7 separate regions of the Mus musculus genome follow, and all the other regions are linked to region 2. A link is a loop called in an ENCODE intact Hi-C map of the cell type or tissue named here. Cell type or tissue: left cerebral cortex. All regions are shown on one strand.

Region 1 (4,000 bases), 490 kb after region 2:
CTATCTGTGATAGCCCCAAGTCCTCTCTGACGGTTGCCATGGCATTTGGGCCAGAGCTCCCCTGTTCCCCTGTGGATGCCCTGTCCTGTACCCAAAGCACATGGTGGGTGGGGTGCCCGCCACGCAGCCCTGCCAGATTGTCAGGAGCCATTTATTTTGTAAACTCAAATTAGCAGGAAGCAATTTTGTTAATAGTCAGAGCCACTTGATGAGTTGGCTCTGATTTAGGGCTCCTTTCGAAAGCATCTGTGAAAGCTGTATAGAGCAGGCTGAAGCTGGATCTGAACTAATGGAAATGGTGTGGCGTGGCCAGCTGACCCAGGAACAGCCCCTGAGCAGCCAGGATCCCTCATGCCAGAGAGCCATTCTCTAGTTTGAGGGAGGGATGGCTTACTATGTATGTACCTGAGTCAGAACGCTGGAGACGACAGGCTCGGTTAGAAAGGACAACTGGGGCGGCAAAGGTAGTTCAGGTGGTAGGGCTGCTAACCCAGCAATGATGAAGCCGTGGGTTCAGTCCCCAGCACAACATAAACTGGGCAGAGTAGTGCATAACTAGGATCCCAACACTTAGGACATAGAGGCAGATTGAGTTCAAAGTCCTCTAGTGGATCTGAGTTCAAGTTTGAAGCCAGCCTGGGTTACATGAGACCCAGTCTCAAAATAAATAAAATGGCTAGCCTGTACCTCAGTTGGTAAAGGTTCTTAGCTAGTGCACGTGAAGCCCTGGGATAGAGTCCTGTGTCACAGAAGGAACAGAAAGTAGCTCAACTCCAGCCCAGAGGCTAACAGCCACTTCTCCCAGGGGGAGGGTTCTGCAGTTGCTGGGCCCTCTCAGGACTTACCCTGGCTTGCTAGAGACAGGAAGGAAGGTTCTCCTGAAGCTGTGGAAGCTCGGGACTGCCTGGGACCTGCTGAGACAGGGGAGGGTTTCAGGCTGATTCCAGGTAGCATAAATGTCTATGCCAGTCTCTGTCAACCCTGGTATATTGGTGTCTGTATATGCTGCTTGCTGTCTGTCTACCCACTCCAGTGTCTGTCTACCCCAGTGTCTGTCTATCCCAGTGTCTGTCTACCCACCCTAGTGTCTGTCCACCCCAGTGTCTGTCTACCCACCCCAGTGTCTGTCTACCCACTCCAGTGTCTGTCCACCCCAGTGTCTGTCCACCCTAGTGTCTGTCTACCCACCCCAGTGTCTGTCCACCCCAGTGTCTGTCTATCCCAGTGTCTGACTACCCCAGTGTCTGTCCACACCAGTGTCTGTCCACCCTAGTGTCTGTCTACCCACCCCAGTGTCTGTCCACCCACCCCAGTGTCTGTCTACCCACTCCAGTGTCTGTCCACCCCAGTGTCTGTCTATCCCATGACTCTTCAGTGTTTACCCTAGTGTCTACCCCAGGTTAACATCAGTGCAAGAGTCTTCGTTATTACCCAGTAACACCACACTTTAGTGGTCAGATCTCTAGGTGTGTCTTAGTTACTTGCATCCAAGTACTTGACAGAAGCAACTTCTGGAAGGAAGGGTTGGTTTGGTTAAGGGCGCTGCCCATCCTGGTGGGGAATTGCATGCATACGTGGAAGCCACAGGTCAACCTTGGGTACTATTTTTTCCTGAGGAGGTATCCTCCTTGGTTTTCAACTCACATTCTCTCTCTGAGGCCCAGGGCGTGGCAAATGGGCTAGGCTGCTGGGCAACAAGCCCCAGGATCTGCTGCCTCTGCCACCACAGCACTAAGATATAGGTGTTCACCGCCACATCTGGCTTTTTACACAGGTTCTGCAGATTGAACTCAGCTCCTCGTCCTTGCACAGCGAGCATTTTAACCAACTGAACCACACTCCCCAGTCTCCACGATCTGCATTTTTCCATTTTTTTAACATGTCTTTATTATTTTTATGTATGTGGGTGTTTTTGCCTGTCTATGTCTACATGACATGTGTGCAGTGCCCACAGAGGCCAGAAGAGGGCACTGGATCCCTTGAAACTGGAACTACAGATGGCTGTGAGCCACTGTGTGGGAGCTAGGACTGGAACCCAGATCCTCAGGAAAGAACAGCCAGGGCTCTTAACTGCTGAGCCATCTCTCCAGCCTTCAACTTGCTGGTTTTTTAATTCACTCCAGACCCATGGGGTGGTGCCACCCACATTTAGGGGAGCTCTTCCTTCTCTAGGTGAACATCTCTGATAACAATTTCACAGGCACTCTGAGGTGTGTCTCCTAGGTGATTCTAAGCCGTCAGGTTGACGGTGAGGATGAAACATCACAACACAACAGATTAGTGACTAACACTCTCACGTCTAGCTGTTGTGTGGAACCAGACTGATTTGGCTTTACTTCACTAACCCAAAGATGGAGGAGCCACCTTCTCTTCTCCAAATTTCTCCAAACCTGAAGTCTGAATGGTGTGCTGATTCTGACCTGCTTGGCAACAACCTACCATAACAAAGAAAGAACGATGGCGCCCCCATGTGGCAGCATTGGCATTGCAGCTCGCAGAAGACCAGAGCTGGCTGGAGAAGAAACTTAAGAAATGAGAACTGGGTTTGGTGAGATGACGAGCGGACCTGCCCCAAATCTGAGGACCTGGGTTCAATTTCTACACCTTACATGGTGGAAGGAGAGAACTGACTCCTAAAACGTGTATCTGGCCCTCACAAGTGTGCAGTGCACACACAAAATAAATAGATGGAATAAAGCTTTACAAAAGAAATGAGAGCTACTTCAAAACCAGTAGGCCCCTTCATCCACGGCCTTGACTTCCTGTTTTAGTTCCCTACAGTTAGCCATGATCTGAAGGCATTAAGTGGAAATTTCCAGAAATAACTCGTGAATTTTAAATTACATACTACCCTCAATAGTGTGCAGAAACCTCATGTTATATGGCTCAATTCTTCCTAGGATACCACCCATCCCTTTGCCCAGCCTTGTGTGCTCTGTACTCCACTAATATACAGCATACTAGTACACTATATAGTACAGCCTATAGTGTCTATTATATACAAGACAGAACATCTCAACATTCTCTCAGTACTGTTCATCTCTTACCGCCCTTTCTTTCCCCCTGAAATAAAGCCGTATAGATTCCAGGCTGGCCTAGAACTTACTAAGGAACTACCGTGACCTTGAATGCCTGATCCCCTGCCCTTCAGTCTGCCTATAGCTGAGACTATAGGCATGTGAAATCACATCTGATTTACCCTCCCTAACTTATGCACTGAATTTTATCAAAGGTACGTATAGGAGAAAATCTAATATACATAGGATTTAGCACCACCACAGGTTCGAAGGGTCTTAGGTGGGTTTCCCCACAGATTTGAAGCGACTATGGTAACACCATGTTGAGGGTGGCTTTTTGAAAGTCCTCATCCACTATGGCAGACACGTGGCTCTCCAGAAGTCAGCTATGCTACTGAGCTTATAACGAGCACCAGCTTTGACCCTTTCCCCATCCAGAAAGGGGAGTTGTGGAGTGAGTCCCAGAGCACTGGTGGCTATTCTTGTCGCCATTGAAAATACCGCATCTCTTTAGTCACGGAGAGGCACCTGGACTCCAGTCGCTGCTTCATTGAGAGACCAGGCACAGAGGCAAGGCCCATCACTCAAGCAAGGGCCTTTCCAGACCACTGCATGGGCCTCTTGATGTTTCAGATACTATAAAACCTCCTGTGAAAGCTACTCTTGATTATCAACCTAACGGAATTTAGAACCCCCTAGGAGGCACACCAATATGTACCTGTGAAAATATTTCCCTGAGGTTTAACTCAAGAGGGAAGACCTGCCCCAGAGCAAGCAGAACCATGCCATGGGCCAGGGCCCTGAACTGAACGGAAAGGGGGCAGAGTGGGGTGACCCATGACTCAGCTCTGCTTCCTGCATGCTCTCATCACCCCACCCGCACCAGGATGGACTTGTGCCCTCAAACTGTGAGCCATCAAAGTCCTTCCTTAATTGTATTGCTTTTGTTAGGTACTTGTATGAGCAACAACAACAACAACAAC
Region 2 (4,000 bases):
GAGGTTAGGTCGAAAGTGACAGAGGTGTTTGCAATTTAGCTGAGCACATATGAAGAGCTGTGGAGGAAAGAGAGAAGAGAAGAGAAGAGAAGAGAAGAGAAGAGAAGAGAAGAGAAGAGAAGAGAAGAGAAGAGAAGAGAAGAGAAAAGAGATGGAAAAGCCAGGAAGCTGAGGTCTTAGGCCCAGGAGAGGAAAGTGTCTTGTTTTAGGAACAAGACACGTTCCCGGCTCAGCCTGGTCAGGCTTGGCAAATGTCACCTGGGAATCTTGTAAGCGTCTCTAGTTGGGAGTAAAGAAAACTTTGCTCTTTCACAGGTAGTTGGTTCTCAATGCAGGGAGGAGTGTTCCCTGAATATTGCTTCAGGGACATCTCTCTTGGTGCAATGTACCGACCCCGTAAGGTTTCACGAGAAATGGCCGCTGATTGAGAGCAATCCTGCGCTTTGAGCAAAGCACAACCTTGGGGGAGGCTGGCCCGGAAAAGAGCTTAGAGGAGAGGAGGGGTAAGTGGGAAAACAGAGGCAGGGGGTTGTCACCTGCTGAGCTTCCTGGGAGCCAGGGGAAAGAGAGCTGTCTGGCCCAGGTGGTGCAGGGAACAGGGAATCCTCGCGCTCTGCTTGCGCGCCGGGCTGCTCTACACCTGCCGCGGGGTCTGACCCGCAAGCAGGCGGGAGGCGAGCACAGGTGGCGGCGATTGGGCAGGCGGGGCCCGGAGGGTGACGTCACGGGCTCCGGTCCCGGCGGCAGAAATAGGGCAGCCGCGGCAGCGGTGGCACAGCGGCGGGCGGCGGAGGCTCGGAGAGCTGGAGCTTGGACTATCTCTAGCACGCCAGGGGACCAGCCGACAGCCGGAGACGACCCAGCCGAGGACGCGGGGTCCGGGTCGCCGCCTCTGTCGCCGCCACGGGGCGCTCCCTCCCTTCCACCCGAGTCCGGCCACCTGGTCATTCCCTCGGCCCCGGCCGCCGTAGGTAAGCGGGTCGCAGCTCCGGAGAAGATGCGGGTGTCCGAGTCGTGCCACCGCCGCCAGCTCGTCCCGCTGCTCTCCGCCCGGGTCCCGACGCCCGCAGCTCCGCAGCTCGCTGCAGGGCCCGGTGCGGGCGTTCGCAGGTTCTCACTGCCCACGCCTGGAGAGCCAAGTTTGCGCGCCTGGCTACGGGCACGGGACCACAGGGCCGGGACTCGGCAGGGCCACCCTGGATGCGCTAGGACTGGGGGCTTAAAGCTGGGGTACATGGGGTTTGACACCCGGGGATCAGCGGTGGGGAACGGAGTGATCCTTATAGGCGCGCGGGGCGCCACGCAGAACTGCTCTGGCTGAGCCCGAAGCTCGCGATCCGCACCGAGACCCTGCAGGCGCCGCTCTTGGGCTCTGAACCCCCGGATGGCCTCAGCCAAACCCTAGCGACAGACCCTGGCTCAGACCTGTGCCCTTGGCTGGGATCTAGAGTGCGGGGCGGGCATCCTTTGCACCTTCTTCCCCTCCGCTTTGCGGGGAAACTTGCGTCCCCTTGTCGCAGCCCAAAGATAATCTGCGCCTCTCTTGGCCCTCGTTATCCCATGGCCCTCAGTGTAAGGAGCTCAAGAAGAGGGCATCCTAGCAGAACCCTGCCCTGGGGACCTTGTGGCTTTCATCTTGCGAGGCCACAGTTGTTGCCAGTAAGCAGCTGCTGTAACCCACTGGGAAGTCTCTAGGGAGCAGTTTGTCCTGAGGATATTTAGGTTGGGGGTGGGTGGGTAGGTGCTAAGAGCAACTGTGCTGACTGACTTCGGCCCCTCTTTGCTCCACCGAAGGAAGAGAGACCATTTCTAAGTTTCAGAGGAGACCTGGGAAACGCAGGCAGAGCGCTGCTCTTGGGGCGCATGTCGCCTGGAGTTTGGGTAGCACTGCAGCACGAGGCTTTGAGCACTCTCTGCAGCTGACAAAGCCGTGTCCCACTTGGCTTCCCCTATGTCTGCCACCTGAGGACTTCCTGTCCTGAAACTTGCAAGGGAAGAAACTGACTGGCAGCGGTCGGTAGGGCTCGTGGTGCCCAGAATTTGGCGAGCGTCTATGCTGTCCTTTGGTCAGCTCAGAGTTCTCTGGGAGTTTCCCCTCGCCCCCACCAGGTCTGCATTTTCTCCCAGAGCTGGTCCACCTTGCCCTGCCTAGAGGACTTCCCTCCAGATAACCGTCTCTTGACACTGATGAATAGCGCTTCGGTAGTCTCCCCTCCGTCCCCTCTAGGTGTCGCTTCTATCGAGCTTTCCATGAGTGAAAGACAGCGCCAGTAGCTTTGGTCTGTTGTCCTAGTAAATCTGTTGCAAGCCTGTGCTCCAAGAATTGTACTAGGTACCCTCCCCTGCCACGAGGTACCCAAATCCACCCACCCCTTTATATGCCTTACACAGAAATGGGGTACTTGCTAGCCAAAAAATCCGTACAGAGAACAACACCCCTTGGCATTTTCTAAGGAGGAAAAAAGTGGGGGGGGAATGAAGAAGACGTCAGGACTTTTCCAGAAAGCCCTCAAGTTATATTCCTGCCCAGCAGCCACTGGTGATGCAAGGGAGAATTTTAACAGTCTGTTCTCGTCCCTGATACTGGCCAGTATCTGTTCCGGTCCCTCTGACTCTGAGGATAGGCTCTGGTGTGGACATTGGTGTGGAAAGCAAACGAGTCGGGGAGTGACTAGGACTTGTGTGGTATCATAGCCCCAGCACTTCTCTGGCAGAACCCAGTGACTTCCTGTTTCAGTTGTGTGAGAAGGGACCTCAGGCCCAGGTTATTCTGCCACTGTCAGCTGAATGCTGGCTTTCTTCCTCCTATCATGGGGCCCAATACCTCACTCTTCCCAGGAAGACTTCAGCCTGAACCAAAGGTCATCCAGGGAAAGGGTCCATGTGTTAGCAGTCCTAATTATGTTGTCCCGGGGGCTTTTACTTTTCCTCTTAGAATTTGATGTCACCAAGTTTTGTTAATTGCAGAAAGGTTCTCCCCATCCCAACCCCCTTTCCCAGAGTGAGACCAGCTCGCTGAACTGGGCAATGTCAGGACTTTGATTCCCCTGGTTGTGCCCAGTAGGTGAGAGAAGGAGGGAGAGACTGGGTCACTCACTGTGCTTTTCCTTCTGTTAAGGAATTGGAGGACCGGTTTATTTACTGTGTCCTCATGTGATGGTCTTCTATTTGACTTAATAGCCTGTTCCGGGAACTGGTATTGAATGGTTACGTTTTCACAAACCTGTCCCAAGTGTCTACCCTACCTCTGGAGGTATCTTTTCTCTCCAAGTCCCACCTTCTTGCTTATGTGTAGTTACCATGTTTTTCCAAACAAGATGAAATTAGGTATTTCAAGAGAGTGTCTCTCTTAAAGTGTTTTGCCTCTTACTGAATAATACTAAGACATGGAACATCAAATATAATGGGAAAACCACGGTTTAAAGGACATATTTAGGAGTTATCTGAAGGTTGGACAGATAAGGGTGATAGAAGCTGTAGGTGAATGTGTAAAACTTCAGTTCCAAGATGAATGCCATCAATTTACACATTGCACATGGAAGTATTTAGGTCTTCAATTCACCAGTTGTTGGATAATAAGGAGTTCATAATCAATAGAAAATTCAACTTAGGGCAGATGAGATAGCTCAGTGGGTAATGGCACATGCTCTCAGGTTTGAGTTTGAGCCCCAAGATCCACACGTGGAAGAAGAGAACAGACTTCTGCCAGCTGTTCTCTCACTTTTAAACATACACACACACACCCAAATAAATAAATGTAACAAAAACGTAGAAAATACGATGCCACTTAATTACATTGTGCTGCAGTTAGCTTGGTAGATGCTTATCTTCTCCAGGTTGGAATTTTTGGGGCTATTTGGGGAAATTTGACGTGCTTTTCCTTTTTCCTAAAACACACGCAAATCAAAACTAGAGTCTAAACCTTTCAGCAGAAATTATGATGTAGCCACTGGTTTCAGGTTGAGTTTGTGCAGTCCCCATTCCCCCAACATCAGGCAGA
Region 3 (4,000 bases), 240 kb before region 2:
GTTGTTTTTCAATCTGCTATTATAACCAATTCTGCGACTATGTTAGCATTCTTGTAGGATAAATTCCCAGAGGTGGAACGACGCAGGCAAGAGGGATGTATATTAGTAACCTTGACAGCGATCTTCAAATTGCCCTTCCTAGGATCTGCACAGTTCATGCTCCCGTCAGCAATATTTAAAGGACCCGCTTCCCCACACAAACACAATGTGTTCTCAGCCTCTTGGTGTCTTGCCAGCCTGGCGGATGAAAATGGTCTGTGCATCTCTATTTAAGTGCTAAGAGACCATTCCCGGCTGCTCCTCCAGCAGTCTTGTGGTTCTGAGCAATGTCTCCTTGGCCAGAACTTTGTCCTGTATTTCTTCCTAAATCATCCATCAACAGGAGGAACAAAATCACCCTAATTGGTCTGAAGTTAATCTGGTTTTACATCCTGTGGTGGGCCTGGGATCTGGGCCAGACCTCCCAGTGCATAGTGCCTGCATGACACTGGGCTACCAATGCTAAGGGGAATGGTGGCCATGGATGGGTAGGTGCTGGGCAGTGTACCCAGTCTCCTAGCCTGTTAAAGGCTGCCTCAGACCTGGGCTGTTAAGGTCAGATAGTGCTGCCCTCATACGCTCCCATTCTTCTGTGGTTGGTGGGTTTTTGGCTGCCCTGGGGCGGGATGATGTCTGTGCTCGTAGGTAAGTTTGTTCCAAGATCAGATCCAAGATATTGGTCGTATAGACCCTGTCACGGAGGAGTATAGGTTTTAAAACTTGCAGTCTGGGTTCAAATCTCATTCAAAAATTGTTATCTGTTTATTCACCCAGCTTCTGTGTGTGTGTGTATGTGTGTGTGTGCGCGTGCATATGTGTAGGCCAGTGGTAAATTGATGGTGTCAACAAACATTTTATTTATTTATTTATTTATTTATTTATTTATTTATTTATTTATTTATTGTGTGTGTGTGCATATGCACACACCAAAGTATTTGCATGGAGGATGGAGAACAAAATTTCAGGAGTGAATTTTCTCATTCACCATGTTGGTCCAAGGGATCAAACTCGGGTCATCAGCTTGAGGGTAGGCACATTCACCCACTGAGCTACCCCATGGACCCTTCGCATTAATTTTGAGACAGGGTCTTTCACCGACTCTAGAGTTCACCCACCAGTTGGGTACACTGGCCAGCAAGCTCCAGGGTCCTCTCTTCTCTACCTCTCTAGGGCTGAGTTTTCATGGTGCCTGGCTTTTTACATGGATGTCCCAGATCAGGGCTCAGGCCCTCATATTTGATCAGAGCCACCTCTTTGTCCCCACACCCCAAGGCTCTCCAAACCTCCGAGTTCTCAGCTGTAAAGCTGAGCCCAGGACAAAGGCTTCTCTCAGGGGACCCTTCCATCACCAAAGTTGAAAGCCTGTGTAGCAAGCACACCACATAGGCTTTCCTGAACTAGGATGTCCCACGTCACAAGACGGTTCTGCTAGGTTTTCTTAGGTCACGAGTCCCTGGGAATAGTTGGGAGGCTCAGTTGTCCCAATGTCCCCAGGCCAGGTGTACAGCCAGGCATACAAAAACTACTTATGGACTGAATGAGAGAGTAGCAATAACTTAGGGCAAATCAGGCTGCTGCACACCCTAACGGCTCGGCATTCTCAGTCATATTGAGGAGGGAGATCCCCAGTACCAGTCCGCATCGAAGCATTCACACACGCGTGCCTCCTGACGACGTGCATGGTTTATCTATGGCATCTACACTGTATTGATTTATCAATGCCCATTTTGCAGTTGGATCAATAAGCCTAATTGCATCTCCGGTTGACATGGGGATACAACCTGTTTGCAGTACGGAGAGCAATCTTGAGTTGAGAACCTGCCCAAGTCTTTATTTGCTTTCCAATTTGTAGCTGCTCTTATGACCAGAGGCCAGACTTTGTTGCTCCAACACCAGGAAGTCAAGGCCAAGTGAGGCCTGAGGGCTCTGTGTGTGTGTGTGTGTGTGTGTGTGTGTGTGTGTGTGTGTATGAGAGAGAGAGTGAGAGAGAGAAAGAGAGCTTTGCCTACTTAAGGAGGAAAATGGATGCAGGGTGCCTGTTTCTGGGGTGGGTATCAGCCCACTTACTCTTGAATCTCTGGTCATGTTTCTTGTTCATTGGACATACTTAAATGCCTACAGTCTGTCCCACACAGTAGGGTCTATTCTACACAGTAGTGTCTGTCTCACAAAGTAGGTCCTACGTTCCACATAGTAGGGTCTGTTCCACGCAGTAGGATCTGTCCCACACTGTAGAGTCTATCCCACACAGTAGGGTCTGTCCCACATAGTACCAGCTGTTATAATGTTGGCAAACAAATGCCTCAATATTCTTGAAGGGCTTTGGGGGATGTTTGAGAGAAGATGGCCAAGCTCTGGCAGTAGGTGGCGCTATGTCAAAGTCTGAGGCCCAAGTGTGGAAAGAAAAAGCTTTTCCTGGGAGCTTCCAAGTCCTCAAATAAAATGGAAAATGATGATTACGCATTCCTGTCTTTTAAAATCTTCAAACAGGACCAAAAGGACTGACTCTGTAAACACAAAGGAATTTCAGTCAATGAATAGAAGAATATCCATTTATTAAGCACCTACTAAGTGCCTGGTACAGTATTAGCATATTAATTCTGCAGGAGTGTTCTTTATATCACACTCCCTTGTCTAATCCATCTCTATTGCTTACCTTTTAGAGGACTACATTGATGAATTGTTCTATTAAAGAAGGATAACGATATTTAAAGTCTTTAATGGGAGAAGAATCACAAAGGAGTTTTTAAGACTAATTTAGACTTGTGTGGAACATTCAACACATTATGCTAATTTTTTTTCAGAAGCTGAACAGCTTAGAAGGGGAAAAAAATCAGCCTGTTTTCATCTTGCTGCCAAAGCTGGTGATCTAGGCCTCATCAATGCTAACAAACGCACTCCTAATAGCAGTTTGCATTTGTTAGGCTGAAGAATGCATCTCTGGAAAACATTATTAGTGCTTACATTATCTTACAGATTACACTCACGTTCAACCCAGGGTCCCAGGAAAAATATAATGGCAGATTGAAGCCAATGGGCTATTTTTATGGGATAGAACTTCATTATTTTACAAAGTTGAAAGACATCTTTGAAGATTCAGGGATATGTGTGTGCATGCATGTGTGTGCATGAGACTGTAGGGTAGCAACACTGCTCTTCTCCCCAGACTGGGCAGAGGGAGAAGCAACCAGGCCCTGCCCCAACTCCCAGGCTGAGTTCGGCCTTGTTGCTAAGCCCTTTTTTTGCTAAACCATAGGCTCCATGGGTTAGGGCACAGGGGTTCTGATTTCTATAGGCACCGCTGATAGCATCAGTCCCCTGGCTGAGCAGAGGCTCTCAACCTATGGGACCAGTAGCCAGAAAGACAGGGTTAGACTAGGAGCATGGAGAACCTACAGGGGCTCATATCCTTGAAGAAAGATGATTCTTCTTTTCCCGGTAGCCATCAGCTGCCAATAGCTCCTCAGCTAAGGGTAGGGTCTCATCTCCCCTTCCCCATACATGCTGGAATACTGACTGGCTTGGTCAAGCATCCACAGCTACTGTGAGTTTATGAATGCATCAGCAGTGCCAGGGGGCTGGGACTTCCTCGATTCCTTTCCATTTGTTAGTGACCCAGTTGCAGAAGCCACCAGCTTCTTGTGGTCTTGTCTCCAGAAGGAGTTTATCTCTGGGCTTCTTCTTTCCTGTACAGGGAAAGAGATACATTCTCTCTGACCACCGATAGATATCACTTCAACCAGCAGGAAATGTGATGTGGCTCAGGTCGGCTGTCCCAGCAGCAAGAAGGTCACGGGAACCTGGGACTTGAGTGGGAGGCAGGGTAGAGAGGGCCTTCTGTTGAAGGAACTGTTGCTCAGACTGTTTTCACACTGAGTATTCACACTGAGTATTCACACTGAGTATTCACACTGAGTATTCACACTGAGAGTCTCCACACTAAGGGTATTCTCGGGGTACA
Region 4 (4,000 bases), 380 kb after region 2:
ATGGAAGCATCCCCCACCTCCTCTCGCTTAACTACTGTTTAATACTGAAGTCTCATCTAATTACTTTCTCTAATAAGGGCAAATACTTAGAAAATCGCTTTTTAATAGACAAACATCATGTCTTTAAGTAAAATTGTCTCTTTCCCCCCAAAATGGATGTGCACCCATACAAAGAATGGTCTAATCTGGCATCTGTTTATTTCTGGAAGGAACTTTGATTTTGCTAATACATTTCTATGTATCAGAGGAAAAAAGCTATCCATTAAAAAACAATTACAGAGATGCAATCAAGCATTGATAGCAGTATTCAGACACATCTCAGGAAGCATTCAGAAGAGGAAAGATTGCAGGCTTAGTTTTATGTAGCTTCTTATAAATCAATGTTTAAAGTAATTCTCTCACATCCAATGAGGTAATTTGATTTCTGCAGCCAGTATTCATATCCAGAAAACAATATGCATTTCGTTCTGTAATTATATGATGTCTATTGTTTTAGCCTAGAGAGATTATTTTATTTATTACAGAGGCGGGCTCTCCCTGAGCTGACACCACAGGCGGCGATGTGCTCTGTACTTAACAAAAGAGCTGTGAAGCATCTGGCCAGCTCTCTGGTCCCCTCCAGGCTGGTACAGTTCCTCCCACTGGCTCACTACTCCAGGAGTATGCTCCTCTTACAGGAAACAAGGACTTGTTCTTGAGAGGCAAGAGAAGCAGGCGGAGGCTAAAGACTCTTTCAGGGGTGCACAGTCAACAGTCTGGGGTTCTGCACAGGGATTTCTATCTGCTGCTGCCCTGAGACAAACCTCCAGTCTATCCTTGAAGGATAAGCCCTGACCTGGAGGATGTAGAAGCACTGAGTCCCTCGGAGGGCTACACCACAGAGAAGGGTTAGGCAGGGCGTGGGAACAGAATTATACGGGAGGATGGCTCAGTCAGCAAAGTGTCTAAGGTTGATGAGGACCTAAGTTCAACCCCTGGAGCCCATGGGTGAAGCCACATGTGGAGTGTATGTTTGTCATCCCAGCGCTGGGAAGGAAGAGGCAGAAGGATCCTGGGGTTCCCTGGCCAGCTAGTACAGCCACATCAGCAAGCTGCAAGCCAATGCAGAGATCCTTAGGTGCCGCCCTGTGTGGACCTCTTACCCCTATATGTATCTGCACGTACACAAATGTACATATGCACAAATACTTAGGACCAATCCAGTTGTCCTTCTGCCACCCCCTTTGTTGTGACCGATCCCACGTTTTGACCTTGCACAGCTAATCAACACTTAATCAGATATGAAGGCCAGAGTGGGACACCCAGACTCCATCCCAGAAAGTCAGAATGCGACTGTAATAAACACCACAGAATGTGAACTGCTGGCTTCAGCTCTGGGGACACAGCAGGGACCACAGAGTCTAAGTGTCCCCTCCTCCTTGTGCAGCTTAAATTGAGTGGGTTTCACAGGTGGCAAACATAGTAACAAGGCATTGTGATGCAGAGAAGAGAAGAAGGGGTTGGAATGGCAGTCGGGTGAGAGGTGAGCACCCTTGGAGGAGATAGAGATAAGTGACAGCCTTGGAAGGACAGGGAGGACAGGGACTGCAAGTGGAAGACTCCAGTCATCCTGTAAAGGATGGGCAGGCACCTAAGACAAGGGCAGAGTGGGAAGCCATGGGAGGGCCAGGGCAGCATTGTCACTGTCCCCCAGGCCAGGTGAGGATGTGCGCCCTCTGGCGTTTGCTTGAAAAAAACCTGTTCTGTGGGAAGCCATGTGGGTGAGCACACTGCAGGGAAGACAGGTAGGGGGTCTCTGCTCCACAGATGAGACCAAGGTGGCTGGGTGCAGGGTGTCACGATAGAGGCTGTAAGAGAGAGCAGGTGTTTTCAAATAGATCCTACAGACTACCCCCATGGGACTGGGTGTCTGTATGTTTGGGCATTTTCCCAGAAGATAAAACTAGGTGATATAAATTTGAGATGTTCAAGTCCTTCATATAAAATGGGACAGCATTTGCAGGCCTATACATACCCGCCCCTGAACCATCTCTACATAATGTGTGTGGTGTGGCATGCTGTAGAGGCTAGCTCAACAGTTATTGTGTTATACTCTTCAGGGAATGTTGACAAGTCTGGACAGGCAGCATTTTTCCTGACTATTTTCTCTGCTAACTATCTCTAGATATAGAACACTGGCAATCGGGCGTGGTGGGGAGCTAGCCACTGACTCGAGTAACCTCTTGAATTCTGTGTGCTGACGTTAATGGGGTACCACTCTCAGGTGATCCCTGGGAGTTTGACTTTAGACAGCCACCTCACCTAGACACCTTCTAAGCCTCCAAAATGCTGTGACATGGGTAACTAGCAACCCTGACAAAGTGGGGACCATAGGAAGGGACCACTGGAGCCTAAGATTACCTTCAAGGACTCTAAAAAGACTGTGACGAGGAGGGTCAAGAAAAACTCAAATGGAGCTGGGCGTGGTGGCGCACTCCTTTAATCCCAGCACTCGGGAGGCAGAGGCAGGCAGATTTCTGAGTTCGAGGCCAGCCTGGTCTACAGAGTGAGTTTCAGGACAGCCAAGGCTACACAGAGAAACCCTGTCTTGAAAAACCAAAAAAAAAAAAAAAGAAGGAACAAAAGAAAGAAAGAAAGAAAAAAAGAAAGAAAGGAAGGAAGGAAGGAAGGAAGGAAGGAAGGAAGGAAGGAAGGAAGGAAGAAAAACTCAAATAACCCTGCACTAGACCCAGCAAGTGGCTCTGGCTCTGAGCCTTAGGGTGGAGTCTGACTGCATCTGACCATGTGGAGCATTGAGTTTCCCTCCCCACTGCTCCCCCTAATGATGAGCTACACGTGCCCTAACACACACACACACACACACACACACACACACACACACACACAGAAGGGGCTGCAATACACTTATATTCTGATTCAGGAAACAGACAGAAATCTGTCATCTCAGTATTGATCAGCCTTTAGTTTTTTCATCAGCAACTCAGGGGTGAGCCCTTAGGGCTGTTGTGACACAGGATAAGTCAGCTATCTGCTGTGTTCTTTATGGCCGAGGCTTCTACGGAACAGTAGGAATGGACTCTTTTAAGCAAAGTGATGTTTCACAGTCAGGGTGCAGCATTCCAGAAGCCTCCAAGATGAGAGCATGGTGAGCCATTTTTTTTACTAATTTGGAAAGCAGGAGCCATGTTCACTATCAACCTTCCTGTCACTATTTTGTGCCTTTCTCTCATCCCTCATTGAGTTAAGTTAGCCCAAAAGCATCTTTTTTCTCTTTCTCTCTCTCCTTTGAAATATGAGTTCTTATATCCCAGACTGGCCTTGAATGTGCAATGTAGCTGAGGATGGCCTTAAACTCCTCCTCATACCTCTCTGAGACTCTGGGTCACTTCCTGTGGAAACCCTGGGAATGGCTGGCGCTCTCTCTCCCTGGCTCTCGCTCTTTTTCTCACTCTGTGTGTGTGTCTGTGTGTGTGTGTATGTGTGTGTGTGTGTGTGTGTGTGTGTGTGTGCACGCGCAAGTGCCTACCTGCCTGTCTGTCTGTCTCTGTCTCGTCCTGCCTTGCTCTCTCACCCTGCCTTGTTTTGGTTTGATTTGTTCGCTGTTCCTATCAGTCTGTCTCTCTTCCCTTGGGTGACTCTGACCCCATAAGTTACCCATATGCACTTGGGATCTGGATGGAATTGAACCCTGGTTAAGCAAACTGGAGTCCGTAGATGCCGCCAAACACGCCACACTCATTCATATGCATGTCTTCTCAGCTATTATCATGCTATCATGGCAGAGTCAAGGGGTTGACAGAAACCAGAAGACTGGGGAGGCTGACATGGTTCCTACCTAGCCCTTTAAGAAGGTTTGTCAGCCCTAGCTCTCAACAAGGTCCTCCCTCCAGAATCAAGCCTTGTACCAGGTGAGCGAGATTCCTGTGAAACAAGCCAGCGTCTCCAGGACCTAAAGGGAGTTGGAGGCGGAAGATGTCACGGAGGTGACAAAGGAGGAGGT
Region 5 (4,000 bases), 330 kb before region 2:
GAACTGTGGGCAAAGGGGAGCGAGCCTCCGTTATTTGTGATCCCGGGCTGGGTCATGGTGATCCGGAGCTGTCACCAGCATGGCCTCCTCTGGTGTAGGACATAGTTGATGGGGACCTTGTCCTTCCTCAAGCTACAGTGCAAGTGACCTGCCTATGACTCAAAGCTGTTGTGTTCCCTCTTCTCATCTGTCATTCAAACATCCCTCACTCCTCTCTGGAGTGGAGACCTTGGTGTTGACATCCATGTGTTTACTTGTGTGTGTGTGCTCAGAATGTCTTTGGATCATAAGCTCCAGGAGGACAGAAGTTCTGTCCCTTATATCCACAACATAGCCCCTCCCCCCAGACATGCCTAGGTCAGGGTGAGAGGCACAAAATACTGATCAAATCAATAAGCCAGAAAAAAAAAAAAAAGGTTGTTGCTTTAAGGAGACACAGGCTGACGGTGTGGAGGAAGACAGTGAAGCTTTTTTTTCACTTGAAAGAAAAAATAATCCAGCCGTACGTGGGGGCTCACAGCATTTGGGAGAGTGAGGCTGGATCATCGAGAGTTAGAGGCTGCAGAAGCGGGCTCTTTTTAAAAATCCAAAACTATTTAATTTTTTGTTAGCATATTTATTTGTGTGTGTGAGAGAGAGTTTGTGAGTGTGTGTGAGTGTATGTGAGTGAGTGTGTGTGAATTTGTGAGTGTGTGCGAGTGTGTGTGTGAGTTTGTGAGTGTGTGTGCACACACATCCGTGGCACAGTACATATATGGTGGTCAAGAACACCTTGCCGGAGTTGGTTCTTTCCGATCCAGTGCATTTGGGAATCGAACTCAGATCTTTAGTCTTGGTGGCAAGCTCCCATACCTGCTGAGCCATCTTACTGATCTCCACTGACTTCCTTGTGTCCTTTATTGTCTTTTAATTTAAGATCTTCAAAGCCAGCCTCCCCCTCTTTATCCTGGTATTAACCTTCCCACAGTGGATAACTTGGATGTCATGGTTTCTTCCTTTCAGCAAAAGCCCCATGTCGGTCACCATTCCCAGCCCATGATATTAAGGAGGGGAGGACCTGGTTGGAAACCAGAGAGTAACAGCATGAGCTCCGGCCATAGTCTGTCTGGACTCCGGTTCTTCATGGTTTTGGGAAGGCTGTTTGGGACTGTTAATCATCACTGTCAGCCTGACTGGAGTTTGAATCACCTTTGGAAACACTCTTTTGGCTTCTTCTCTGAGTATTTCTAGAAAGGTTTAGACGAAGAGGGAAGACACCCTGAATGTCACTGGCACCTTCTCCAGAGCTTGGATCATGATCTGAATAAAAAGAACCGGTTGAGCTGGGCTCCAGCGTTCATCCCTGTTTCCTTCACGAGGGCACAGTGTGACTGGCTGCCTCCCATCCTTGTTGCTGTGCTTCTCTCCAGGAACTGCACTCAGACAGAGTAGACCTTTCCTTCCTTAAGCTGCTTTTGCCAGGTGTCTTGTTACAAACAGAAACCATGAGTAAATTACTAATACAGCCCCACACGGGAGGTAGAGACAGGCGGGATCGCAGTGAGTTTGAGGCCAGGCTGGTCTGCATAGAGCGTTCCAGGCTAGTCAGGGTTACATAGTGAGACCCTATCATAAGCAAACTAATCCACCCACCCACAAAACACAGCTCCCTAGGCGACAGGTGCTGAGGGAGCACGCTGAGGAGGGAGCTGACTCCTGTAGCCATGGAACTTCTCCAGGAGCCCATTGGAGCAGCGGCAGATCTTTAGGTTCCCGCCCACGTTCCCGCCCACAGCTCCCAAGGCCTGACTGCTTTACCTTCTCCCTGCAGGTTCACCCCACACTTGTTTGATGCTTCTCCAAAGAGCTCCGTCTGCTTCCCTCACCACTCCTGACAGGTGGCTAACACAGCTCTCAGGGACGCCTCCAAACACCAGGCGGCACCTTCCACAGAACTGAGTAGGCTTTTGTGTCTCCCAGTCCTTATTTGCTACAGTCGCAGACATTTGTATGGAAGCAGAATCTATGTCTATAAAGAGCTCATCTGCATGGGCTGCCTTGTAAGCAGGCGCTGGGGGACAATCTGCTTGGCCCTGGCACCCACTCACGTGGCTCTGTGGCTCCCCACACACGGCCCCTCCAGCCTTTGGGCATCTTCCAGCTGGGATTTATGGCCCAAGTGGGTCTCCTTGGGTAACAGAACATCTGCATCAACATTGTACCACTGTGCTTTGTTGCCAAGCATATATCCAGACCTGAGCCGGCCCTCCCTAGTCTGTGAGTTTGTATGGTGATATTCTTGGGGGGCAGGGAGATCTTGTTGGCTGGCGACTATAGACAGGCTAACAGAAATATAGATGAGCCCGGCGGCAAAGGACATCAAGAGAGAGGGCCAAAACCTGAGTGTGGCATAAATGTAAACGCTTCGTGGCCCATCTCCTACGTCATACAGTTATCAAGTACTCTCCTTTGCATCTGGTGTTTCCAGGAGGCTGCAGCACACTGAATGCCGTGCAGAGTCCAGTGCTGACTTCTGGCCTCTTTACATGGCGATAGTGGGAAGATTAGCTGAGCTCATGAGGATTGTACCCTCGGGCCAGGGACAGTGCTCTCTAAGAGGAGAAACCAGAGCCCCCCCCCCCCCTCAAAGGTGAGAGGAAATGGCATGTGGCTTCCTGCAAGCCCGGAAAACCTCTTAAGAGCTGCCTTGTTGGCACTGTGACCCTAGGCTTGCAGCTTACAGGACGGTGAGAAATCAAGCTTTTGTTGAAACCCTTGGTCTGGTGCTTTGCTATGTATGACAGTCTGAGCTGACCAAGGTAGTGGGAAGCTCTGTGTCCCAAGGACCCTGCTGTGCACCAGTGGGCAGTGGGCAGGAGATTCTAAAGAAGGCCATTCTGGGAAGGGACACCCAGATGGCTTCCATCCTGAAGATGGGGGCTCTCTATGTCATGTGGTTCAGAGCAGACTTGCTTTGGAACTCCCTCTTCATCTTTATAGAAGGTGGTGTCCCAGGTGCAGACTAGATCCTGGCATGGCCACATCAGCAAGTGACAAGTGAACACTGTGGGTTGGAGACTGCACTTTGACAGGCACGGTCTAAGTGCTGGGAAATGGTGTGAACCAACTGGCCATCCCCAGGGAATCCACATCCTAGTGGAAGAAGGAAGACAGTGACCACGCAAAGGTGAAGTGACTGGGCCCATGAGGTGGCTTAGTGAGTAAAGGTGCTGGCAGCCAGGCCTGTGACCTGAGTCCGTTCCCTGGGGATCCACATGGTGGAAGGAGAGAACTGAATTCTGCAAATTGTCCTCTGACTCCTCCATCCCCACCAAGAAAAAAAAAAGTGTCAAAATTTATAAAAATCAATTGAGCAAAAGGTAAGGTATATTAGAAAGTTATGAATATGTATTAATTTTTCTCATTACTGTGACCAAATACCTGACTCAGGTGGAAGGGTTTACAGTTATTCTGGTTTACACTTCAGGGGAAGTAGAGTCCATCGTGTGGCAAGACACGGGGCAGGAGCCTGAGGTCCCACGGTGTCTACAGTCAGTAAGGAAAGGACAGACAGGAAGTGGGGCCACACCATCATCCCAGGTGATTCACTTAATCCTAAAAACTTCTACGATTCAGAACGGCACTGCCTGTTGGGTGCCTACCAGTACCGTTCACAATCAAACAACAGAATGGTTGGGACCAAAAGCTGAAGTTTGGTAGAACTCATGTTGGGGAACAATAAAATATGGAAGCCAGATGATCAAAAAGGCAGGTTTTGTTTGTTTGTTTGTTTGTTTGTTTTGTTTTTTTGTTTTTAATTGTCAAATTGACAGTCTTGAGTTATCTGGGAAGCACAGAGTCTCAATGGTCATTGCCTAGATTAGGCTGACCTGTTGGTAAGTTTGTGGGAAGACACTGTGGATGGCACCATTCCCTAGGCAGGGCATCCTGGATTGTATAGCGTAGATGTGTTAGTTAGGGCTACAATGGCTCTGACGAAACATCATGATCAAAGCAACTT
Region 6 (4,000 bases), 230 kb before region 2:
CTTGGTGGCAGTTGATGGCTTGTGGGCGCATTCCGTGGCAGCCTCTGTAATGGGTACAACTAAATGGGGTATTCCCTTTCCTCTCTCTCCCCGCCATGTTCTCTTACTTACACACCCCCTTCCGGTAGTGCAAGAAGTCCCCCCCCCCTTCCCCTGACTCAGGCCAGGGGATCAAAGATAGCCTGACTACATGAAACATCTCCTTCCTTCTGTGAACCCTAAGGAGGGACCTTCCACTCTGCCTCATGGGTCTGAGTTGCCCCAAGCCCTGGTCATGTCTGTCTATGGCATTAATAACCATGCTAATAAATCTTCTACCCAAAAGGACAACCTGCGTCAGTGTCCCCCAGAACCTCGAGCCTGAACCTTCTATAACAATAGTCTGTCCTAGAGTCTGTGGTTCACCCTGCCTCACTTATATGGCTATATCGCAATAGTGTGTCCTTGAGCCAGTCAGTGAGGGTGAAGGGTAGAACGCCTCAATACTTACACAGCAAAGAAAGGGACTGCAGAGTCTTCCCAGCTGGCCCTGGCCTCACTTGTGTAGGATGGTGGTCACAGGAGAGCTAGCTGCCTTTCCTAGGTTCTAGCCAGGTAGTGCCTGAGGCTCTCAGCATGGGCCAAGTGTTCAGTGAACACAGGTAAGAAGTCACTTTATATTATAGGCTAAATGTTGAGCGTGAAGTCCCTGCCGCCAGGGAGCCTGCAAGTAGGGAGGTGAGTGAATGTGGGTTCATGGCTACATGACATACTTGGAGACACGCCAAGTGCTGAGAGCCTCGGGTAGCCCCAGGGAGGTTGCTAAAAGGAGCACATTTTAAAAATTAGGTCTGTTGCCATAGCTCCGGGTGGGTCAAAAGCACTTGCTGACAAGCCTGACAGCCTGGGTTTGATCCCTCTATCCACATGATGGAACCCCAGCACTTGGGAGGCAGAGGCAGGTGGATTTTTTTAGTTTAAGGCCAGCCTGGTCTACAGAGTGAGTTCCAGGACAGCCAGGGCTATACAGAGAAACCCTGCCTTGAAAAACAACACAATAAAACACAACAAAACAAAACAAAACAAAAAATCCAAACAAACAGAAAAAGAAATAGTAAAAAGGAGGCCATGACTGCTCCCAGGTACGGTACAGGTTTACTGTAGACATGAGAAAGAGCAGAGGCAGAGGCTCTGAAAGGGTCCAGACTGAACATGTGAAGGAAGGAGGGAGGGGATGGGGAGAGGAGAAAGGGAGAGAGAAACCTGGAGCAGTGGACAAGAGGCCAAAAGGTGATAAAAGGTCAAAGGGCCAAGTCACCAACATGTCTGAGTTAGATAGGAATCAGAGAAGCTGTGGGAAGGGAAAACTCAACTCAGCCCCTGGGCTGAGAAGTTAGGGTAGGGAGTTGGGTATGCCAGCCAGAAGGATCCTATATAAGGGGTGGGGACTGAGGGATTTTGGGAAACCTTCAACCAGAGTCCACTTTGATATGTTAATAAGCACCTTCGTTAGCTCTTTGTCCTGTGTTTGAGAACAGATTTCTACAAGTTGTCCTCTGACTTCCTCATACCCACCCCCTGTAGGAACACAATAGGCAAAAACCTAATAAAAATCTGAATAAAGTGTGTGGATTTTAGGTTTGCACATGCCCCCCCACCCCCACCCCCGCCCCGGGTCTTTTAAAGTGGTAACTTCAGTTTCTCTGCAAAAGGGCAGGTTGGAAAACGTAGCACAGAAAAGGTCCATGGGGTTATCTTTATGTTGATGATTAAAGGCTTAGAACAAAAGGCTAGCTAACACTCTAACCAGCCCTAAGTCCAAAGATGTGATGACGACAATGATGACGATGATGATGATGACTGCGACAACGACCTCGCTGCTGCCGCTGCTGCCAATAGCCAATGCTAACGTTGAAAATGAGTCATTACGGGCAGCAGAGTGCGTGTCTCCAGGTTTAATCTCCCGCACTCCAGACAACAGGTGTAGGCTGGAAAGAGAACTGGTGAGCATGCGCACTGGCCCTCTCACTAGGCTGGCTCTGGGATCCCCCCCCCCCCCCCCATCATGTTCATTCCAGCTCACACCCCGGCTTCATCTGAGACAGCCCGGCTCTTCCAAAGCAGCTGGATCAGTACATTTTTTAAAAATCAGAGAAATGATTACAGTTTGTCCCAGATTTCTGGAGCTGAGAGAGTAGTGAGACATTTGCATGAAGGCCTCGGAGGGTCTGGAGTTCTCGCCCGTCATTTATAGCCTTCCTTTTAATCGCTATTTATTTTTAAATATCTATCTAATGTATAATACACACTGAGGCGTTGGAGGCCATCGCCTTCCTTTTTCAGCCGTGTACCTAAAATCCCATTTACAGAGGACAAATAGCTCTTGGGTAAAGAGTCTTCAAAGCAGCAGTTAGCAGCTCTGCCTTCATGGATGGTGCCTATCTGGGGTCGGGGCACTGTGGCGAGATTATTTTAATTCCATTAGAACTCTCGGGGGCGGAGGGGGGGGGGCTGTCTGTCAGGGAGGCAGTTGCTGTTTTTTGCTGGCTTCTCTTCCCTGAGAAGGCTGTATAAGTTTCTTGGGGTGTTTGGGGAGGGGGGAGGGGAAACATGGTACCTGCAAGGGTCTGTTTACACTCCTGGTCCTCAGTAAGGCTGGAGGGACCTGCCAGTCTTCTCTTTGAACTTCAAAGGCTTGCTCCATCAGCGGGTCTTTCCTGTGGCGACTCAGAAGGGTGTTGGCTGAGTTTGTGTCTGTGGGTATGAGTGCCCTGGGCCATGTGGATTTAAGAAGGCAGCTCAAATATTCTGTAAACCAGACCGTATAGACCCAAACTGTGTCTGATTCCCTGGTCATACACAGATGCCAGGTCACACCCCAGTTTGGTGGCGTGGCAAACCCTGCCAAGGGAAAGGGAGGAAAAGAGTGCTTTGGTCTGGAGAAGAGGGACACCCGCTTCAGTTAAGGGAGGGGTTCCAAAAGGAGGTGATGCCTAGTTTGAACACTGCTGGACAACGAGCAGGTGGGGACCTTTCTCCTGCATGGGGCACGGGTTTGTCTCATGCAGGCTTGGCACTTTGAGAAGAAATGTTGTGGGGTCGGGACATGGCCAGACCCGAGCATCTCAGAAGACTGGCATCTGGCTCCAGAGTCCAGCTGGCATGTTGAGGTAGTTTGGGACAGGAGCTGGAGAAAGCGTGTTTCTTGTCCTCAGACACTTGGACCAGTTAAGGGAGAACATGGAGTGGGGAAAATGGCTGTCATATCTCCCAGAGAGCTTGGCTGAGAGGTGCTGCTTGCTGGGAGGGAAAGCAATGAATTATTTTACTAACTGCAACAGCCAAGAAATGTTAGCGAAGAACCCATATCCAGGGTGATGTGGGGACAAGGCTCCCCAAATGGCCTCTCTTACTGAACCCCCACCCACTCTGGGATCATGGGCAGATGGGCCTTGATATCAGATTCTCCTATGTAGGGTACAAGGGCCCAGGGGTTCCTTTTTCTTTGTTGAACATGGACGAGGCTCTTTTCAGGACTTGAAGTCTACATATTCCTGCTGTGGTGAGGGTGTGGGTGTGGGTATGAGGATGGGGGAAGGGGCTGGGAGGTGCCAAGTGCCTGAGGCATCTTCTTCAGGAACAAGAAGGCAGGCAGGGTGTGAGGAGACTAACTCAGTGCTCTGTGGTATCCTTGAGAGTGGCAAAGCTTCTTGGCCTTATGGCTGGAGGGCTTTGGATCCTAGATAGGAGGTTTTCTAGCCTCTCAAGGAGCTGCATCCTGGGGCTGGAGAGGGCGCTCCCTGGAGGCTGGACCAGCTTAGTGCCCGGTTAGTGTCCCAAGGAGGAGCCAGGGATGGTAGAGGCTCACCTGGTATCTGGAGGGATAGTGGCCTAACAAGAGAAGCAGCTACTAGGAAGCTTGGGCCCTGGGCAGCACTTCCTACACACACACACTTTCTCCTTCTCATCCTCATTATCCATGTCCTCCTCTTCCTCTCCCGTTTTGTGCTCCGCTGTGACA
Region 7 (4,000 bases), 270 kb after region 2:
GCAAAGAGGAATGTGAAATTGTGTTTGGTTTCTATTCAGGTCTATCCCTGTCACCAGTGAGATTGTTTGATTTGTTCTCTCCCAAGGATCAGAGCTTGGCAGGCTCTTTAAAACCATTGCCTTTCCTTTCCTTTTCTCCATTCCTGATGTTTGATTCTAAACTTCTGGTGTGGTCGACAGCAGAAAACCCCACAGCGGCGGGGAGCGCTGCCTCCGCATGCTTCTGAGCATCTTTCATCCTCCAGGCGCAGGAGAGCTAAGGAAAGAAAATTTGGACATGCTGCAGCTGTTTAAATGGTCCTCCATACTGTAGAGTGGGACGGAACAATGTCGCACACTGTGGTGATGAAATGGCCTTCCTAGGATACCCTAAAACCCAGGGTCTGACAGGAATAAAATGAAACATAAACTTTCCCAAGGCTACTTTTCAAAAATCTCTTGAAAACTGAGAAGCTGCCCTGTGGCTGTCCCCATGTGTGCTTCTGGGTTGCAGGTAGACCCTCTGGCCCAAATCTTCCACACAGTTCCAGAAACAGCACCTGTGACCCCATACAGCACCAGACAGGGCTGTGGACTCGTCTTTATTCCGCTTTGTAGGGACATCCACCCAAACTTCAGCCAGGGGGAGTTTCTAAGCAGTCCTGGGCTCAATATTTGGATCCTGAAGATGGCTGCACTGTTGTAAATGATCATCCTGCCATATGTGTAAGAAACTTCTAAGCTGGGCAGTGGTGGCACACGCCTTTAATCCCAGCTCTCAGATAGAGGCAAGCAGATCTATGTGAGTTGGAAGCTAGCCTGGTCTACAGAGTGAGTTCCAGGACAGCCAAGGTTATATGGAGAAACCCTGTCTTGAATAAAACAAACAAGGGGGGGGGTAGAAACTAATGTATGAGTCATGTGCTAATACTTTGAATCACTGCAGTGAGTCTAGATTCTAGGTGCTGGGTTTCACCTGGCATTTGTCACCTTGCTATATGTAATAGGTCCTCTAGGAAGGTGACAGGAGTGACCTGGGAAGCAGGAAGAAGGACATCTGCTGGGTGACCAGAGAGGAGTTGGAACTAGTATCTCCTTTTGCAGTCAACTGCACCATAACTTTCACTCATCAACACTCTGAGGACCCACTGTGTCCTTGTGGCTGCTCCAAGCCATGCGGACACAGAGAGCAGACGCTATCTACCTGCAGTCCATTCTCTTCCCTCAGGGGGCGTGCATGTGAAGATGCTGAGGTAGAGGCATGGAGGACGAGACTAATGTGATAGGTACTAAACAGCTATAAGGAAGGCTGGGGAGAGGATGGTCAGAGTGCTTATAACCCAAGCGTGAAGACTGGATTGGGAACCCCGGCATCCATGTAAAAAGCCAAGTGTAACACCAACATGGGGAAACCGTGATAGGAGAATTTCTGGAGTTTGTTGGCCGGTCAGCGAGCTCCACTATTGCACTATTGAAAATTTAAGGGAAAGAGCAATCAATGAAAGCCTGGCCTTGACCTCTGGCCTCTCTGTGCACAAGCACACAGTACCCAGAGAAAGGAAGATAGGCGAGTGGAGTATTGCTTCCATAAGGAGGGAGGTATGGAATAGGAGACAACAGTGGAGCCTGGGCTATGTGCTGAAGGGAAAGCAGCCAGGCCAAAGACCTGGAGAAAGAGATTCTAAGCAAAGCTTAGCACATGCAAAGGCCCCAGGACTGGGAGGAGCCTGCAAGTCCAAGGCAGCAGATGCAGGCCAATGTGGCTAGAGCACCGGAAGTGATAGGAAAGTTAATGGCAGATGAGGCGTCAGCAAGGAACCTGAGGGCGTGGGACCTGGCAGGCCACAGTGAGTCACCTGGGTTGCCTGTTTACATTGGCAGTGGCAGTGTCTGCATGGCAAGGAAGGGGACCTGAGGATTGAATCCACTGCTTTGGTGGGTCCCATGGAACCCTGGGGGTCAGGAGCCTTGCATTTTGCAGGATGCCAAGGCAGATGGTGACCGTCAGCACCCCCACACCCCACCCACCATGGCAACCTTTTCAGCCTTCAGCGCTCTGACTAACTGGCCATTCTTCCTCTTCAGCACACTCTGAAGATGCTCTGTTCAGGAGGAAGTTGAAATGGCCAGCCCCTCTAATAACAGAATATTGAAAAGGTCACAGCAGTGCAGCCAAGTTCTCCCACCTACAAATCACAGAGAGCGGCAGCTCAGATAACTCACTCTCCTGACAAATCAAGAAGCAAGGACTGAAGACCACACCACTGATTAGGGCTCATCCAAATCCAAGGCCTGGGGAGAAATCGATAGAGAGAACATGGCTGTCCTGTGGTGCACAGGGTCGGAGCAGCAGGGATGCTGATTAGCTAGCTGATCAGTAGGTGGGAGACATGCTGCCCCCTGGTGGCTGCTCCCAGGACAGCGGGAGGGCCTGCCTTGTTTACCATCTCAGTTAGGAATGCTTCCAGAGGCAGTTACACTCTGCCCCAAAGTATGGAAAAGAGCCTTTCCCCAAATCATTACTAAGTAAAATGTTTGCCACTGAAAATCCAAAAATTTTATTCCTTTCTTTCCATATAATGTGTGTCCTTTCCTATTAAGAATTATTTTTCTGGAAATTAGCTTTTGCTCAGACCTGATGGATCAGACACCTAGGGGATCAGACCTATAATCCCAAGTACTTATGAAGCTGAGGCAGGAGGATGGAGAATCAAGGCCTGGCTAGAGAGATGACTCAGTAGGCAAGAACACCTTCTGTGCAGGCCTGGTAACCTAACTACAGGTGCGGTTGGATGCTTGCCTGCCACACTCCCTGCAGTGGAGGATGGAAAGAGAAGGAACTCTGGGGCTGGAGTTTGCTGGTCAACAGCCTAGCTCAAAGTTCAGTGGGAAACTTGCATCAAAGGAATGAATGGAGAGTCATGGAGCAACATGCCTGATTTCTTTCTCCGGCCTCTCTACAAACAAACAGGCATGCACATATTCACAAACACATGTGTGCATACATACACTCTCACACACATGCACACCTGGATATATACTCACACATGTGTGCATGGTCACATACACACACACACACACACACAGAGAGTCAGTCTTTGAGGAAAAAAAAAGCAAGCAAGAATGTGTAAAACTCCATCCTCATAAAGCAAAGACAGGTTTACAGCTTAATTTACCATGTAGCTCCACAAACAACGTGAAAGGAAAATGATTTAATTAAAGACTGGACAATTAACCTGCGTGCTAAGAGAGAGGACACCACACCGCCAGAGTTCCTGCATGCAAGTCCTTGTCTGTGGGCATTGGCTTCAGGGAATATTAATGGGTCCACAAAGCTGGATTTGAAGTGGAAAACTCACCTTAAGAAGAAATCTGAGAAGATTAGGAGAGGGATGAATGTCAGAAACGACTCTGATTAAGCCATGATAAAGCACGCCAGGAGCTGGGAGGGAGAGGCGGTACATGGGAGCTCTTTTTAAAACCATAGGCCCCAAGATTGCAGTGGGCTTTGGAGATAAGGGGACTGACATTTTGAGAAGGGTTGATTAAAAGCTTTTCGGCACAAATGCTCATTTTCACTGGGGGTTGAACACAAAAATCCATGGAGTAAATTGAAATTCTGAATGCTAAGAGAAGACTCAAAGATTTACTGCCACAAATTCAATTAAGTGGCAAAAAAAAAAAAAAAAAATGGAGCATCTTCTTCAGGGTTCATTTAGACACTAGCCTCATAACTGCCCAATTTCCCACGTCTGCTAATGGGATAAGCCCCACAGGGACCTCAAGTCTGGACAGGAGGACCTTAACTAAGGGCCAGTGTGCAGCCAGGCCCTTGGCACGGCACAGCTGATGTCTCCTTGACTAGAGGATTCGATGTCAAGTAGAAACACGCTCGGTGATCCCCACCCCCACCCCGAGGTTCCAGGCCTTGAGTCAACAGGCTTTACTCACAACCCACCTCATGCCTCCAGAAACACTTGACCTCAGGGATGATCAGTAGTCTCTAGTCTCAGCACTAGAG

The links. A loop is a pair of places that touch in the nucleus more often than their neighbours do. Peaks named below come from ENCODE experiments on the same cell type or tissue, not always from the same donor. Only the 100,000 strongest peaks of a DNase experiment are listed, where the experiment ranks them.
Region 1: it touches region 2 in a loop (7-fold over the local background); 11 of 42 quality-filtered maps call a loop at or near these places.
Region 3: a loop joins it to region 2, with 6 times the contacts of the local background. A loop is called at or near these places in 12 of 42 quality-filtered maps.
Region 4: a loop joins it to region 2, with 2.1 times the contacts of the local background. A loop is called at or near these places in 3 of 42 quality-filtered maps.
Region 5: it touches region 2 in a loop (2.2-fold over the local background); 13 of 42 quality-filtered maps call a loop at or near these places.
Region 6: it touches region 2 in a loop (2.9-fold over the local background); 12 of 42 quality-filtered maps call a loop at or near these places.
Region 7: it touches region 2 in a loop (5-fold over the local background); 15 of 42 quality-filtered maps call a loop at or near these places.

Annotation. Positions count from the first base shown.
Region 1 is chr11:53,252,657-53,256,656 of GRCm38, forward strand. No RefSeq gene overlaps it. Among named protein-coding and RNA genes, the nearest start is that of Hspa4, 46 kb to the right of the region's middle. In left cerebral cortex, CTCF peaks have their summits at 1,916 (motif pointing right) and 2,469 (motif pointing left); a DNase peak (open chromatin) is centred at 2,468.
Region 2 is chr11:52,763,912-52,767,911 of GRCm38, forward strand. It overlaps Fstl4 (follistatin-like 4), which reads left to right and starts at 795. Exons shown (of 16, transcript NM_177059.3): 1 at 795-971. In left cerebral cortex, a CTCF peak has its summit at 2,221; DNase peaks (open chromatin) are centred at 712, 1,131, 1,957, 2,230 and 1 more place; H3K4me3 peaks cover 2,793 bases; H3K27ac peaks cover 1,480 bases.
Region 3 is chr11:52,519,713-52,523,712 of GRCm38, forward strand. No RefSeq gene overlaps it. Among named protein-coding and RNA genes, the nearest start is that of Gm30366, 58 kb to the right of the region's middle. In left cerebral cortex, a CTCF peak has its summit at 2,403 (motif pointing right); DNase peaks (open chromatin) are centred at 295, 2,405, 2,920 and 3,576; H3K27ac peaks cover 879 bases.
Region 4 is chr11:53,144,784-53,148,783 of GRCm38, forward strand. All of the region lies in intron 7 of Fstl4 (follistatin-like 4), which reads left to right. Among named protein-coding and RNA genes, the nearest start is that of Gm11186, 27 kb to the left of the region's middle. In left cerebral cortex, a CTCF peak has its summit at 1,718 (motif pointing left); DNase peaks (open chromatin) are centred at 644 and 1,708.
Region 5 is chr11:52,435,565-52,439,564 of GRCm38, forward strand. No RefSeq gene overlaps it. Among named protein-coding and RNA genes, the nearest start is that of 9530068E07Rik, 41 kb to the left of the region's middle. In left cerebral cortex, a CTCF peak has its summit at 1,921; a DNase peak (open chromatin) is centred at 1,814; H3K27ac peaks cover 295 bases.
Region 6 is chr11:52,532,832-52,536,831 of GRCm38, forward strand. No RefSeq gene overlaps it. Among named protein-coding and RNA genes, the nearest start is that of Gm30366, 45 kb to the right of the region's middle. In left cerebral cortex, no CTCF peak of the experiment used is centred here; DNase peaks (open chromatin) are centred at 1,964 and 3,558; H3K27ac peaks cover 1,711 bases.
Region 7 is chr11:53,030,178-53,034,177 of GRCm38, forward strand. All of the region lies in intron 4 of Fstl4 (follistatin-like 4), which reads left to right. Among named protein-coding and RNA genes, the nearest start is that of Gm11186, 88 kb to the right of the region's middle. In left cerebral cortex, a CTCF peak has its summit at 2,390 (motif pointing left); a DNase peak (open chromatin) is centred at 2,382.